Regions from separate parts of the Homo sapiens genome. Here region 1 is linked to region 2. A link is a loop called in an ENCODE intact Hi-C map of the cell type or tissue named here. Cell type or tissue: PC-3. All regions are shown on one strand.

Evidence for each region. Hi-C counts contacts between places; a loop is a spot of excess contacts. Peaks named below come from ENCODE experiments on the same cell type or tissue, not always from the same donor. Only the 100,000 strongest peaks of a DNase experiment are listed, where the experiment ranks them.
Region 1: it touches region 2 in a loop (6-fold over the local background); 1 of 110 quality-filtered maps calls a loop at or near these places.

What each region holds. Positions count from the first base shown.
Region 1 is chr14:32,008,310-32,012,309 of GRCh38, reverse strand. No RefSeq gene overlaps it. Among named protein-coding and RNA genes, the nearest start is that of LINC02313, 65 kb to the right of the region's middle. In PC-3, no CTCF peak of the experiment used is centred here; DNase peaks (open chromatin) are centred at 29 and 1,549; H3K4me3 peaks cover 444 bases; H3K27ac peaks cover 2,247 bases.
Region 2 is chr14:31,891,767-31,895,766 of GRCh38, reverse strand. No RefSeq gene overlaps it. Among named protein-coding and RNA genes, the nearest start is that of LINC02313, 51 kb to the left of the region's middle. In PC-3, no CTCF peak of the experiment used is centred here; DNase peaks (open chromatin) are centred at 366 and 2,486; H3K27ac peaks cover 2,166 bases.

The DNA of each region.
Region 1 (4,000 bases), 120 kb before region 2:
GGTAGGTGTGCCCTGGAATTTTAGCTGCCTTCAGCTAAAATACTCATGTAAATGCTCACTTCAAAATGTATGTGCAGGTCAGATCCTGGGACAGATGCCAAGATGCTGCTAATATTGTTTTGTTAGGCCATGATTCTGTGGTGGTTTCTTAAATGCAGTCTTATTGCCATCTTCCTTTCAACAGCACTGGGCACACAGTTGGTATTAAACATGCTTATTAAAGAACTGGATGAAAGAAGTAGTGGTAGAAATCATCTCTTAAATTAGATGCCACGATTTGGGGATCTTTTCATTTTTTTAAGGATACAGAAATTTTCATTGTAGGAAACACTGGAAAGAGAATTGATATAGAGCCCATTTGAATATTGTCTAGACATTGATAAACATGGACTAACACACAATCACAATTCCAATGTACAAAGATAGGGAAATAATATAGCTATGTCTTATTTATCATTTCATTTGGATGTACTTCTATGCTTTAATAAGTTACAATATTAGAGCTGGAGGAGATTTGCCAGATGCAAAAACTGAGGTCTAAAGAAATGAAGTGACTTGCCCAAGGTCACACATTAGTTAGTAGCAGGTTCTGGACCACAGTTCGGACGTCTCAATGCCTACTGGCATTTTCTCTTCTATTGCTTGCTCATAATGAGGCTTTCTCCTTAGCTGTATTTTTGCTACCATATCACACGAATGTCTCCCCCTTTAATTTTGAAGTCCACTGTGCCAGAGGCGAGCCAGTCTCACTCCTTGAGAAAGGCTGCTGAAAGCAGTTTTTATTTCACCTATATCACCAGATTTTAGTCATTCTCTGGCTTAATAACATCTCTGATGAATTGGTGGAAACACTGCTGTCTGAAATATTTCTGAGTCACAACACAGCTCTGCATTTCACGAACTATGCTAATTTTAAGAGGGGCAACATTATTGTGGAAACAATTTGCTTAGAAATGCCATGAGTTTCCCTTCTCTTCTTCTTATCTTCTTATTTTTTTCTCTCTCTCTCTCATCACACACATACAAACACACAAACCCCAATTATTTCCTGCCTTCAAAGGTCTAAAAAGGAGCTGGAAAATTATCCATGTTCTTCCCCTTAGACCTGACCACACCTGTATATCTCAGATACGAGCAAATGTGGCTGTTTGTACAGAGAAATCCTCCCTCAGAAGCGCCTTCGGCTTCCAATAACTCTCATTAGGACTGAGGCCCGTGTGAGTGCATAGCACACATAGGCACAGTGTGGGCAGCCAAGCTAACCAGAGAACGCCCCCAACCCCCACCACTGGAAGCCCACTAAAGGCAGTGCAGATGGAGAGGGGTAAAAAGTTAACCCACAGCTACGTTTTCTACACACATAATGCCGGGCTCTATCAGGAAGCTTTTCCTGGGAGACAGGCCTGAATAGTCACACTGGCTCAGAGCTTGTTTCTGGTGAAAGATTCTTTGAATTTGTCATACCATCTTCTTATCAAGAAATCTTTCCTATTCTAACCTCTCACAGGAAAGGTCATTGCTATCACTTCTCACTGACCACTGTGAACACACAGGGGAGGAGGTGACTATCTCTGAGTCACTGTTGACTGTTAGCTTCCTCCAGGGCAATCATCTTCCCAAGAAAGGCACATCTGTCCTCTTACTATGATCTAGCAGCTGCTGATGTGAAATCTGTTGAATAGACCTTTATTGAGAGCATCTGTGTGCTGAACTCTTAGTAGATGAAGATAAATAATGTGAACCCTGCATTTGAGAAACTTATGATGGAGTAGAAAAGATGATATCACTAATGATGATGGTAATAACGATTAGTATATGCCAGGCCTTTTACTAACTCATTTTAATTCCCACATCTACCCTATTAAATATTATTTGTAAGGAAGCTGAGGCTCAGAGAGGTTATGTGACTTGCCTAAGGTCACACAGCTAATTAGTGACAAAGCCATACTGCCTTTCTCCAAAGACCATGGTGCCAACCACTGTGAAAAAGCAGACAATTTCAGCAGGTGGTAAGAACTGTAGAGGAGTGTGTTCAAGGCACCTTGGGAGCACAGAGAGGCCATCTCACAGTCCGGGGAGTTAGAAAAGGCTTCCTGGAGATGTTCTCTGAGTGGCCTCGGGCCCCAAATCCCTCATCCAAAGGCAGAGTGACTCATGCAGTCACAAAGGGTGGTCATCACCTCTACCTCCACGAAGCCCATTGAGTCTCCACCCACATTTTCCTCCTCCACATCTTGGCTGGACGTGACCTGCCCAAATTGCTGTTGGTCCTCGTACCAGACTCTTCTTCAGTGGGATTTACCCTTCTTATCCTTCTGCACCCTGGCACCCCCAACTCGGGTGGCTCAGTTTCTGTACAGTCTAAAGCAAGTAAGAGAATTGGCTGCTTTGGCTGCTGCCTCCCTTTCACCATTAAGTGAACCCGAGTGGCAGGGGAGGAGAATCAGTGCATTGAATCCGAATATATCTGGGATGGAGTGACTCCATTACAAACGCATTGTGTCATATTTGAACAATATAAGGATTCTTTCCTTCTCTCTGAGAGCCCACAGCTGCAATATTTCTATGCTGCTTTGCAGACTGTTATCACAGTTTTAATGAAGTGTAGTTGGTTTGAAGTAAAGTCTGTCAGTTCTCATGAAAAGAATTAAATTTTGGTCTTGCACTGCATATTCAGCTCTAAAACAGGACTCAGGGCTCATTATTCAGCAAACAGTAATTTGTTTTCATCCCCAAAATATTAATTGTGCTGCTGCATTTTCACCTGATGGGATGATGAGCTCATTATTGAGAAGGGTTTGCCCATAGGAAACGACTGATTACAATTATCTAGAAACCAATTGCTCAGAAAGAATTTGAAAGGGCCAGACATGGCAATGCCTAAGGGGCCCTCAGCTGGAAAAAGAAAACTAATTACCATTCACAATCTAGTGACATCCAAGGCAAACCAGTATGACCATTAGGATGTTTAAAATATTTGTAAAAGTTCTCTGGGGGCACTTTGTTTTGTAGCAATAATTAGTGATTATGAACATAGGGCCAGGGAATAAAACAAGGTTGTTTAGGACAACCCTTAATCTTCAATTAAGCCTATATGTCAAATGGGTAAAACTATCTCTCTTCTGGCTTATAGGTTGCCAATAACTTTAATCTCAGAGGTCTGCACATAAATAGCTGCTCAATAAATATTTGTTGAATGAATAAACAAATCTGAAGGCCTGTTCTGGCTATCCTGGCTTTTCCAGAAGTGATTTTCAACCAGACATTCTACTGTAGATTCCAAGAAGCAATCTAATTTTTCCAACCACGGCTCTGGAAGGTGCAGAGAACATGATTCATAAGGGAAAAAGAAAGAAAGAAAGGGAGAGAGAAAGAGACAGAGAGAAAGAGACAGAGAGAAAGAAAGGAAAAAAGGAATGGAGGGAGAAAGGGATGGAGGGAGAGAGGGAAGGAGGTAGGGAGGAAGGGAAGGGAATGGAATGGAAGGGAAGGAAAGAGAAGAAGTAAGGAAGGGGAAGGGAGGGAGGAAGGAAGAGAGAAAGAGAGAAAGGAAGGAAGAGAGAAAGAAAGAGAGAGAGGGAGGAAAGGAGGGAGGGAGGGAGGAAGGAAGGAAAGAAAAGAAAAGAAAGAAAGAGAGAGAGACTGGGCATATTGGCTTATGCTTGTAATACCAGCACTTTGGGAGGCTGAGGCAGGAGGACTGCTTGAGGCCACGAGTTCGAGGCCAGCCTGGGCAACATAGTGAAACCCTGTCTCTATAAAAATAAAAATAAATTTAAAAATTAGCTGGTGTGGTGGTGTGTGCTTATAGTCCTAGCTACTCAGGAGACTGAGGTAGGAGGATCACTTGAGCCCAGGAGTTGGAGGCTGCAGTGAGCCATGATCATGCCACTGTATTCCGGCCTGGATGACAAAGCGAGATCCTGTCTCAAAAAAAAGAGAGAGAGAGAGAGAGAGAGAAAGAAAGAAAAGAGAGCTATTAGGAGAAGATAAGGGACAG
Region 2 (4,000 bases):
TCCCCTTCTGCTGTCCCAACCATCCCCGGTAGATGAGCTACCATATTTCTTCCATTTATAATCAATCAGATTTTAAAAAACTGTGAAGCACTGGGATCTTGTGGGAGTTTTTGCTGAGCATATAAATAGCATTAACAAGAGTAAACAATGGCATCAATGAAACATAATCCTTGCATTGATCATCCTGTTTACTGAGTGGCTTGGGTCAGTGTCTGTAGATAAATTAATAATGGTTTTCTCTGTCTCTGGCAGCTAACACAATGTCAACTCTTCAGAGTAGGGAGAGGCAATATTCCCCTATTACATGTATCTTGGCAAAAATGGCTGCAAATGCATAGGAATGCAGTTCACAGCCTTCTTTGGAGGTTTCTATGAATCACAGTTTTACATTCCCACAGCTGGAGTGAATCACGAGTCTGCGACTTATACAAAAGAGTTATTATCTAAGGCAAATGCTCTTTCATCTCATTTGCATTTACTTCCAAATTGTTATCTGTCCCCTTGGGTGAAGGTCTAATTACAGGTATTTATTGGAATGATTGTGTGGCTCTGCTTTCCCTCCAGCTTCCATCAAAGTGTAACATTAAAATGATGGGCACATGTTCGCCTTGCTAACCGTCCTCATGCAAGGGGTGGTCACTCTCCAAAATATCCTCTTCAAATAAAAAGGGTGACAATATGGGGTACAATCAAGGTCCTAGCAGGAAACAGATGGCACACTCAAATTAGGTTAATTCATGGAGGGTTTCATGAAGAGGCTATTTACAAAGGTTTGGGCAGGGGGTAGCGAAACCACAAGTGAGAGCACGATACCCCAAGGCTGGTAAACAGCAGGCAGTGACCAGCCCTAGGCCTAACTGCTCAGAAAGGAAAGGATCCTGAGGAGATGGCTGTGTTGACTTGCCTTTGATAGAGGGATGCAGTCAGCCCTGGACTACGCTGAGGAATCAAACACTCTGACCTTGCTCTCCTCTCTCTTCAGATCTGACAACCAGAAGCCAGAGAGTAGAAGGGCACATACAAGTCATTCTCCCAGGGCCGAAAGTGAGGGAGGTTGGGGAAGGTGGAGAGTGGATACTGAGAGGTACATGGAAGCTGGCTGGTAAAAGTGGGAGGGCCAAGAGTTCAGTCTGGATGTGCCAGATATATGAGTTCAATTAGTCACCAAGAAGAGGCATCAGGTAGGCAGCTGGATCTATGACTGCAGTTCCAGAGGAAGGCCTGAGCTGGAGATGCATTTGGGACTCACAGGCTTTTTAAAGCCACAAGGCTGATCACAAAGATTATCACACTGTGACATACATCACACGGCACTGGGTGGAGCCATGGGCGTCAAAGCTTGACTGCAAAGAGAATGGGAGAGAGAAACAGACACTGAGTGTGAACAACTCTTTTAAATAGTTTTTGCTGCAAAGAAGAGAAAGAAAGTGGGGAGCAGCTGTTAGGGGAAGTAAAGTCAAGGAAAGGTCGACTTTTTTAAGAAAGGAGAACTAACAGTAGGTTTGTATGCTGATGGGAATAATCCAGGAAAAAGAGTAAAACTAATGGTAGAGGAGAGGGAGGACTATGGCAAGGAGAAGAACAGAGTTCCCTGAATTAGGGGGCAGCTGCCACTCAGCTCCAGCCAATGGTTTACAGTCCTCTCGTTTCTCAAGAGAAGTCAGAAATTGGTGTTTTTTTGTTTTGTTTGTTTGTTTTTAAGCACGAAGTCTCCTGATATTTAGCAGGAGATATGTTGACAACTAATTACATTTTTTTTCAAACTTTCTGAAGTTGAATGAAACTCGTCTGCAGGCCACCGGTTGGCAACCTCTCCTAGATTGCTGACTTTGGTTCCTTCCATAGTTATCAGGTGTGGCCTCCTGGTTTAGGGACCTCTGAAGGTCACTGGCTATTTACTGTCTAAAATCTTTGAACCTGTAAGTGCCCCTGCAGTGGTGCTTGGCCAGGGTGGCTAATGATATAGTCCCTGTCCCCTTCACAAAGGGCAGCGGAACTGAGGTTGCCAGACCTAGCCGCACATCCTATACTTAAGTCCTCACAGTTAATACTTAGGCTTCATGTATGCTGTTTACCTCCTCCCGCCTCCTCCTCACTGAGGAAACTATTATCTGCAGGCCAATGCAAATAAAGGTCACCAAGACACACTCACGGGCCAAACACTGAATGCTGGCATGCTGGAAGGGTTGATTGTTTGTAGGCTCCCAGCTAATAAAGGAAATGCCAATCAAAGGGGGCCTTCTCGCCTGCTCCCAACTCAAATGCAGCCCTGGCTGCCAGTGAGAGCTGCAAGCAGGACAGCACTCAGATTTCTGAGGATGCCTGGCACCTGCACAGAAAAATCGCAGAGTCTGGTGATTTGACAGTCTGTCCCTGACCTGGGGAGGACACAGGGCCTGCTAGCCAGGAAGGAAGGAGTGCTGACTTCAGTCATATGGCAGGCTTCCTCCAGAGGCAAGAGTGAGGAGGAAACCCCACCTTGTGAGGGCTGCTGTGTTTTTATATGCACATGACTAATCTTTATGACAGGGTTAAATCCCAGACCTCTCCAATTTTCCCCATGTGAACATAGCATTAAAAATGTTTCTCAGGTCACAGTGCTGGTTTCCCCTTGTGGCACCTGCCTCCTCCTGGAAGTGTAATGTAAGCCTCAAAAAAACCTGTATCTTAAATATTTCTTCTCACTTAACAATAAGTAACTCAAGCTTTAGGTGAGGCAGAGACAGCTTTTATCTCTGAACCATTCCACTCTCACTCCTCTTTTGGTTTAGTCCTATGTAGAACAAGACAGGAAATGGACACACCATCCTGTCACACCGCTAACCCCTCCGTCCTCAAATCTACCTGGCAGAATAAAGGGAGGGAAAAAAAGGAGCAGAGAGTTCCCCATCAGAAACACTTTTCAAGGTCTCCGCCATGGAATCCAAAATAGTTCTTCCTGTTCTAAGTGAGAAGGAAACTGGTGGAGCAGGGTGGTGGGGGGCAGATTTATCAAGAGCTCCCTATGAGGGGAAGATTCTGGGAAGACAGCAGTAGTGGCAAGCATAGTCTTTCAATCTCTCCAAGTCCCCACATAAAAATAGGAAAACAAGATAGCAAAACCCAAAACCCATGGACAACACTTATAACAAAATGAGATGAAGGGGTATCCCTCTGAGCCCCCAAATATAAGTGAGTAGAAACAAACTACCAGAAATCCCTAAACCTGCATGGGGCCTATCAGTGCAGGAGGAAAAAGAGGAAAGCAATGGGGACTGTGACTTATGAACCTGAGAACAGAAAAACCACAACAGGTATTCACTGGAAAACAGAGGACCAATGTGAGAAGAGCAGTTGAAACTGGGAGGTGCTGCCCTCTCCAATAACAAGTGAATGCAAGTGGCCTGCAGTGAGAAGGGGTCTCTAGCAACTCCCCAAACCGATCAGGCCCCCTTCTAGGACAGGGGCCATGCTGCGGGGAAGCTGCTGGAGTGCAATCAAAATGGAGCAGAATAGGGACAAGAGAGACAAAGGAAATGGAGAGTTCAGACCAAACTGAGGGAGAGGAGCAGAGCCAAGAAAGCTCAGAAAGCAAGCTGCCATATTTGAATACTACACAAAAACAACAAAAGGAGCCGAGTGAAGTAAGAAAAGCTGCTCTGAACCCCTCCTCATTCTGAAGTTTAGAAAAACTACTTTTACTAAAAATGAGCCATAGAAAAGTATCACACAAGATACCACACAAAGTTATTACAAGGGGAAAGAATATGAGCTGAATAGCATTCCACAGGCAAAGAAAGCATGCTGGAAAGGCACGCCCACAGAACAACAAAATTGTCAACTCACACTTCAAAATGAGTCGGACGACATTTTAAAAATGATAGAAAACCTGAATGAAAAATCAAAACTAGAAATACACAGAAATGAGGCAACAAAACTCAAAAATTAAACATATTTCAGAAATAAAGAACTAGAAGAAACACAATAGCACAAATACACAACAGATAACGCATTAAGACAA